Regions from separate parts of the Homo sapiens genome. Here region 1 is linked to region 2. A link is a contact called in ENCODE Hi-C or POLR2A ChIA-PET data. All regions are on one chromosome and are shown on one strand. The core of a region is the stretch at or near the end of the contact, and the rest is flanking DNA. Distances in the headings are between cores, read along the strand shown.

Region 1 (3,342 bases), core at 369-2,868, 330 kb after region 2:
AAATGTTGGACTTTGTGTTAGATAGTCTTGCATATCTTAATCGACATTCCCAGTCCTTTCACCACCAGAACCAACTCCTCTTTCAAACACAGCAGTGGATTCTTTCTCTCAGAAGATCATGTTGTGGGAATCTTTTTTTTAAATAGTGAAATATTGAGGCAGCAATTTTTTACAAAAAGGTCATCCTCTGCTCTATTTGTTACCTTGTTATTGCTGTCTCAACATTTACTACAGCTCCATTTACAGAACTGTTGCTTTTTTGCAGTTGTCTTTGTTCTTGAAAAACCAGTAACTGCTTCTGCATACCTTTTGTGTAGAGCTTTTAATATCATTTGAGGAAGTTCCAAATTTGTAGCCAGTTCCAAACAAATTTAAATATTGAGTTGAGACCTGTATGGAATTGTGTTCGCAGGAGATAAGGCTTGCCTTTGAGCCTACTCTTGATTCATGCAGAGTGCCAATAAGATAAATCAACCAAGTTTTGGGGCCTCAAAAGAGACACCAGCAACTGGGCCTTGAGAACTTCCATTTTTTTGCAGATTGTCTGCAGAAACTCAGACAGCTCATCAGCAGCAGCAGCTGTATTGTATTTTACCTCATCTTCAGAGTTTATGTTCTACTGAAAGAGGACGTGTGTATACACACACACACACACACACACACACAGATTGGTATAATGGAGAAGATGGTTTAGGTGTACAGCAAATTTAAAATAGTCAGTGGATTGTGTCTTACTACTTCATGTCCCAGTGTAAGCCTTTATGTCCTAAGCAGGACTTTATTGTTAGTATTATAGGCTAATAACCTGCAGCAGAAATTCATACTCTATTATAATAATGGCTTCTTGGGGCCATGCTTTGGGGAAGTAAAATGTCTTTTTGACATGCCTTTATACTTGGCGTGTTTATGATGGCTCAGCTGCATGTGGAGTTATATATACAGTCGTGCCTGAAGTTGGATGCTACTTTGTCAAAATGAGAAATAAGTGATGGCCTGGAGCTGCTGGAGAGAAGCCACGCTTTCTAGAAAATATTATCAGGAGTGTCTGTCATTCATTCAGGGGCCTAGCTGACAGAAGGGCTCTTTTTTTTATACCAATGAGTGCGTTTACTCTGAAATACATAGAAGCTCTTGGTGAAGTGCTCCCTGCTCTGGTCACATTGTAGAGGGACTCCCACTCATGCATCTGCTTATTTTCTGTCTTAAATAGGTGCTGAATGGGGCAGCACCTCCTTCCCCCAAAGTGCGATTGCCCCTGTTTCCCATACGAAGTGTAATGACGGGTTGCTTTTAAAATTATAGTCCTTATCAATGGAAACTCCAGATTTCTTTATCAAAGGGAGGTGGGTGGGCATGAATCTAGTTGGAAAAGGGGACTTGAAGCTAAGTTTACATGGCACTTTAAGACTGAGAACATATCAATTGTTCATAATCAGGAATATGGTAGAGGGAGAGCAGGTGTAGATGATGGGACGGGAAAGTGCTGAAACCAGCCCAGCAGACCTGTGAGTCGCCTCTGGTTCTCACGCAGCAGTGTGTGTGTGCTCACAGGGATGTTCCACCCCTGGTTCTCATGCAGTAGTGTGGGAGAGTGCTGAAGCCGGCCCAGCATGCCTCTTAGTTGCCTCTGGTTCTCATGCAGCAGTGTGTGTGCTTACAGGAGTGGAGATGATGGGATGGGAGAGTGCTGAAGCTGGCCCAGCATGCCTCTGAGTCACCCCTGGCTCTCATGCAGCAGTGTGTGTGCTTACAGGGACTTCCCAGGCTGCACTTCCCTTCCCTGTGGGCTGCACCCGTAGAAGTATAGAAAATGTAATGTCTGTTGAATATAAAATCGTACCACTGAATTGTTCTAGTGATGAGGTTAGATTTTGTTGTCATGTGCATTGTCACCATAGTGACCCGTGGCATATATTTTTAACATACTTGGTTGGGTTTGAGAGAAATCTGTGGACGTAATTTTTTGTTTGTGTCAAGCTCTATGACTCATGCAGTGATTGGTCCCATGATCATGGCCTATTAGTGAAAACCTCCAAAGGTCAGGTGGCCAAGGTGTTCCCACATTTTTTCTATATAACTTGTTTCCTAATAGTCTGCCTTTCTACCTATGATTAAAAATAATTTTTATATACAACATTATTTACATTTCAAACATCTCTACGAAGTCATGCCATTTTAAGGAGATGAAAACAGCCACAGAGTTGAGTGACTTGCTCCAAATCACATAACTAAGCCAGGACTAGAATCCCAGACTTTCAGATTTTCTCTGCCCTGGGTTATAATCTCTTGTTTTTCAGTGATAGACCTGAGTCAGTCTGAGATGCTTATTTATGAAACAGTATACCATGAATATTTATTATCTTTCTTGGGCATGCTTTTCTACACATTTTGAATACTTTCAACAGGGATTACCCAAGAATGCAACATCTACCTGTAATAAATGGGGAGAAAATTAGTTGCCTGAGAGAACAGAATATTAAGCACACAAATACTTTCCAACACAGGGTTGTAAATTGTGCTCCTCATTTTAAGGTGCTGTACGTGCATGTTTAAGGAATTATTAATCAGTGTATTCTGCTTGCTTTCTGTATTAACCAGTTCCAGAGGATAGCCTTAGAAATGAGTGTATTTTGAATCTTAAAGTTTCTTTATATGCGGCACAGTGTATAATGTCGTAAGTTAAGAAAAATCTGTTATCTTTCAAAGAAGTTACGTAGTTTCAAAAATGAGGTTTTGTAATCAGTGTTGAAAAAACTCTGAACTATGACTTACTTTGAGGATGATCCTTGAGCTCATGTATTTGATCTGCTCAAAAGTAATAACTAAAGCTGAGTTAAACAGTTGTTATTTATTTCAGGGTTCTGATTTTTCCCAGCTGGCTACACAAATGGCCTGTCTGAATCCTAGTTTAGTGTGTTTTCCACGATGGGCAGAAGTCAGAACATTATCTGCTTCTGTGAGGATCATAATAAAAAGTTAGTTTTAATTACGAGTTTAAAGGAATTTTAGATTTTTTTCAGATGCAGTATTTTAAAGGAACAAAACTCCTGTGTTGCCTTTTGTTGTTGTTGTTGTTGTTGTTGTTTCCTAGAGACAGGTTCTTGATCTGTCACTCAGGTTAGAGTGCAGTGATGTGTTCATAGCTCACTGTAACCTTGAACTCATAAGCTCAAGCCATCCTCCTGCCTCAGCCTCCTGAGTTGTGAGGACTATGGAAGTGTGCCACCATGCCTGGCTAATTTTTTAAGTTTTTGGAGAGATGGGGTCTTGCTCTGTTGCCTATGCTGGTCTTGAACTCCTAACCTCAAGCAATCTTCCTGCCTCAGCCTCCCCAGGTGTTGT
Region 2 (3,518 bases), core at 250-2,749:
GTGTGTGATCAAACAGTGCTGGGCATTGAAGGAGATATGAAAGAAATGTAAAGCAAAGCAGAGTCTATGGTCATCTGAGTCTGAATTTGCATCAGAACGTCAACCAGTGTCTGATTGGTTTTGTGGCTAGATGAAGGTGTGGCTGCTAATAAGGGAAGGTCACCCATGTGATGTCTTAGGGCAAGGTGGTTTCACTGGCTTTTGTGGTCATGAACTGCAGCCCTAGTCTTAGCCAGCTGTGTCATAGCTACACTGTGCTGGTCAGGTCACACACTAGTCCAAGCTCAGTTTTGAGTATATGTGAATATCTAGTTGTAATTATCTTCATTGCTTCTTAAATGTTGGCAAGTACAGTTAATTTAGGGACTCTCTGAAGAATCACACTGATCTCAATTGGTTAGTGAACAATAGTTTCGAAATTTTTCTGTCCAGGTAAGCATCTGTCTTTGTATCCTTTAGAGTAGGTCATTTGAGGTAGTAAGAACCTCCTTTCCTACTCACTGAAGGAGGGGGAGCTTCGTAATTGGTTTTAGAAATGAGAGGATATGTTGGAAGGCTTCCGACACCTTTGACAGCTCCATATCCTGTCTCAGGTATTTGTGTGCTTGGTCTCTCTATATGAAGAGGAGCAACTTCTGGATTGCTGTCCCATTCCTATTGGAGTCGTAGTACTGCCCAGTGCTTTATAGCAGCACCAGAAAAGTTGTACTGTTTCTCTTGCTCAGCACCCAGTCTTGTCCCAGCCGACAAACACTGTGAATGGAAGACAGCCAAGAACTCCATACAGTGTGAGACAAAGGCCTTTTGGAAGCTTACTTTTGCCAAAATAGAAACAGTTACTCTCACTCTCACCTTGGCTGCAAGGTTTTTACAGCATCACAGGGTTGCATAAAAGTCTGGATGTGTTCTTTGCTCTGAACAGTCTTGGCCTGATTCTAGGAAGGTGAGTGATTAGTAACTTACATGCTCAAGAAAATGTACCTTCTCAATAGTTTAGCTTCCAGAGGGAAACGGACAAGAAATGTCTTTGCATATGTCATGGGAATTTTATCCAAATTGGGACACAATCTAATGTGGGGAGAATACTGCATAGAAATGTTTGCTTGTCTTAAATTAGAGTACAAGGGTCACAAAGAGACATTAACCTACTCAAATAGAGAGTAGCGTTTGCCTACTTTATCCCCCTTCATTCTCAAAAAATGAATTTACAGAATTATTTCACTACAAAGAGGCATCCAGCTCTGCTCCATCACCAGGAAGCCTGAGTGAAGGCTAAAAGGAGTGTTTTTCTGGAAGGAATTAAAAAAAGAAAAAAGTCCTCCCAGAATTTAATCTCTAAACAGTATTATCTTTCTAGTAAGAGAGCCCAGATCTTGCTTCCCTGGAACCTTCCAAGTTGCAGTCTGTGTTCTGTCTATCAGAAATTTTTCCTTCCCACCCATGAGCACCCTTCTGTTGTGGGAGAAGGAGGGCCTTTCCAGTCTTTTGCCTGGGGCCAAGCCAACCCTCAAACTGTGGTTTTTCTCTGAGTCTTCTTGCTGTAGTATGGCTGTTTCCCACACCCAGCAAAGAAACAAGAGTCATGTATATGCTGAGTGTATGTTGACTAGGTCTTGAGTGGAGGCCAGTGCTTACACAGCTCTCTCATTCCCAGGACATTGACTAATGATGGTGCAGCTCCTATGCCTGTGTTGTTAATATTGTATATCGAAACCTCATGTTTCTTACAAATTATTAGAGAGAACTTCATCTAATTCTTCTGTCCTTTTATGAATGAATATCAGGACAGAACAATTCACATGATGGAGCAGTTCAGTTGGTGGGGCTGTAGGATTGGGGCCAGTACAGGACTCTCAGGGTGCCTGGAGAGGCTGATTTCTGCTGCTAGTTTACACACAACCATTTATATGTCTGCTTTTAACATTGTCTGAGTGTGTTCCTGGGTTTCTTCTTATCAGGTTTGATTGCTTTAATCCCATCCCACTTAGCCTTGGCTTTGGTGAAACACCTGGGGACTTGTCTACATTACCGACTCTTTGGAGTTTCAGATGGCATGCAATTATAATCATTTCATTATCCGTTCAGTGTATTACAGTATAATCACCAAACCACAAGTCGCAACCTAGAGGCCTTTTACTGTATTTGGAAAGAGTGTCTGCCTTCTGTTGTTGTATTGAGGCTTAGGCAAGCTTGAATCTGTGGTAGATTGAGAATTATTTCTAGTATCAGTTAAGATTCCGTTTGGCTGCTTATAACAGAACCCTCTCTACCACCAATAGTTTAATTAAGTTAAAAGGGTTTTTTTCCCACATAGTTAGAAATCTAGAGATAGGCTCTTGCAGACTTCATGGTGCCATCAGAAACCCATGCTCCTTCTGTCTTTATTCTCTGCAATCCTTAGCAAATAACTTTTACCCTATGCCTATCCACCTCTTGCTAGATTCCATGCTGTAGGTGGGAAGAAGAACAGGGAACATGAAAGGGCATAAGGTGTGCACCAGCCGAGTCTGCCCATTTAAAGAGCTTTCCCAAAAACTGCACCCAGAAACTTCTGTTTCCATCTCATTGTCCAGAACATATGGCATGTGTTATCCCTAGGTAAAAGAGAGGTTTAGAAATGTATTTTCTTTAGCTGGGCAAACATTATGACCCAAACAAAGTCAGAGTAGTAATATTAAGAAGAAAGGGAGAAGCGATTTTATCTAGGCAAGTGGCAGTCTCCTAGGCAGTAAGTTCTCCTAAATTATTTTATTTTATTGTTTGAAGTGAAAACTAATCTTATATAAAACATCAGTATCTAAGGTCCTACCATAAATTTTGCATTTAGGAAGGTGTGAAGTTATTTTTGTTTGAGATCTGCAGAAGGGCTGACATATTTTGTGTCTGAGTATGAGTTGGACACAAATAACACACTAGGCACTGTTTAAAGTCCAGAAAATGGTCCTTTTACAAGATTACATCTGGATATAAATACACATTTGCCTATTTTGTTGTGTAGGAATTTAGTTTTTGCTAAAAAAAAGATGAATAGTTGGGATTGGTGTTTTTATTTTTAATTTTTAATTTTTTCCATTTATTAAGCACCTTTCTACTAGTCACTGTAGGGGAAACTAAAATTAATCATATATAAATTCAGCCATTTCCAGTGTGAATCACCCAGAAGGGAGAAAAAGTACACACGTAAGTGGCTATAATACATGGTAGAATGTACTGTGATGAGTCATACAAATACATTTTTCTAAGCATTCAGAAGAGGAAAAGATTATTTCTGCCAGAGAGAATTGAGTAAATATGATCTGGGGAGCCTAAACATATGTTTCCGTTTTAAGAATTTGCTTTCACAACTAGTGAGTGTCATAAGTCTGGAAAAATATCTTGAAGAAATGCATAAGCAACTGCCATTCACAAAGGATTACTGATAGGTGGACTTCGCTGTCATCCCATCCTTTAGTTTCTCAGTAGAACTGAGGTAGGTAGAGGTTTGGGAAGGAATGGAACATTTGTTGAGTGCCTACTGT

The links. Hi-C counts contacts between places; a loop is a spot of excess contacts on that map. ChIA-PET counts read pairs that join two places held with the same protein, here RNA polymerase II (POLR2A). Pooled maps may share reads with other maps.
Region 1: a loop to region 2 is called in a pooled map, with 4 times the contacts of the local background. The contact joins two enhancer-like sites. A Hi-C loop is called at or near these places in 2 of 50 pooled maps. POLR2A ChIA-PET finds 5 or more read pairs at or near these places in 2 of 52 experiments (PC-9 and activated T-cell).

The regions. Positions count from the first base shown.
Region 1 is chr14:76,201,898-76,205,239 of GRCh38, forward strand. It overlaps GPATCH2L (G-patch domain containing 2 like), which reads left to right. Exons shown (of 10, transcript NM_017926.4): 10 at 1-3,342. Among named protein-coding and RNA genes, the nearest start is that of GPATCH2L, 52 kb to the left of the region's middle. RefSeq lists an enhancer at 1,397-1,826. Within about 2 kb of position 1,619, at least 6 of the 41 ENCODE cell types and tissues checked have a DNase peak (open chromatin) inside an H3K27ac peak, as active enhancers do; they include PC-9, where a contact is called at or near this core.
Region 2 is chr14:75,875,977-75,879,494 of GRCh38, forward strand. All of the region lies in intron 29 of TTLL5 (tubulin tyrosine ligase like 5), which reads left to right. Among named protein-coding and RNA genes, the nearest start is that of TGFB3, 100 kb to the right of the region's middle. RefSeq lists a silencer at 41-130. Within about 2 kb of position 1,500, at least 10 of the 41 ENCODE cell types and tissues checked have a DNase peak (open chromatin) inside an H3K27ac peak, as active enhancers do; they include PC-9, where a contact is called at or near this core.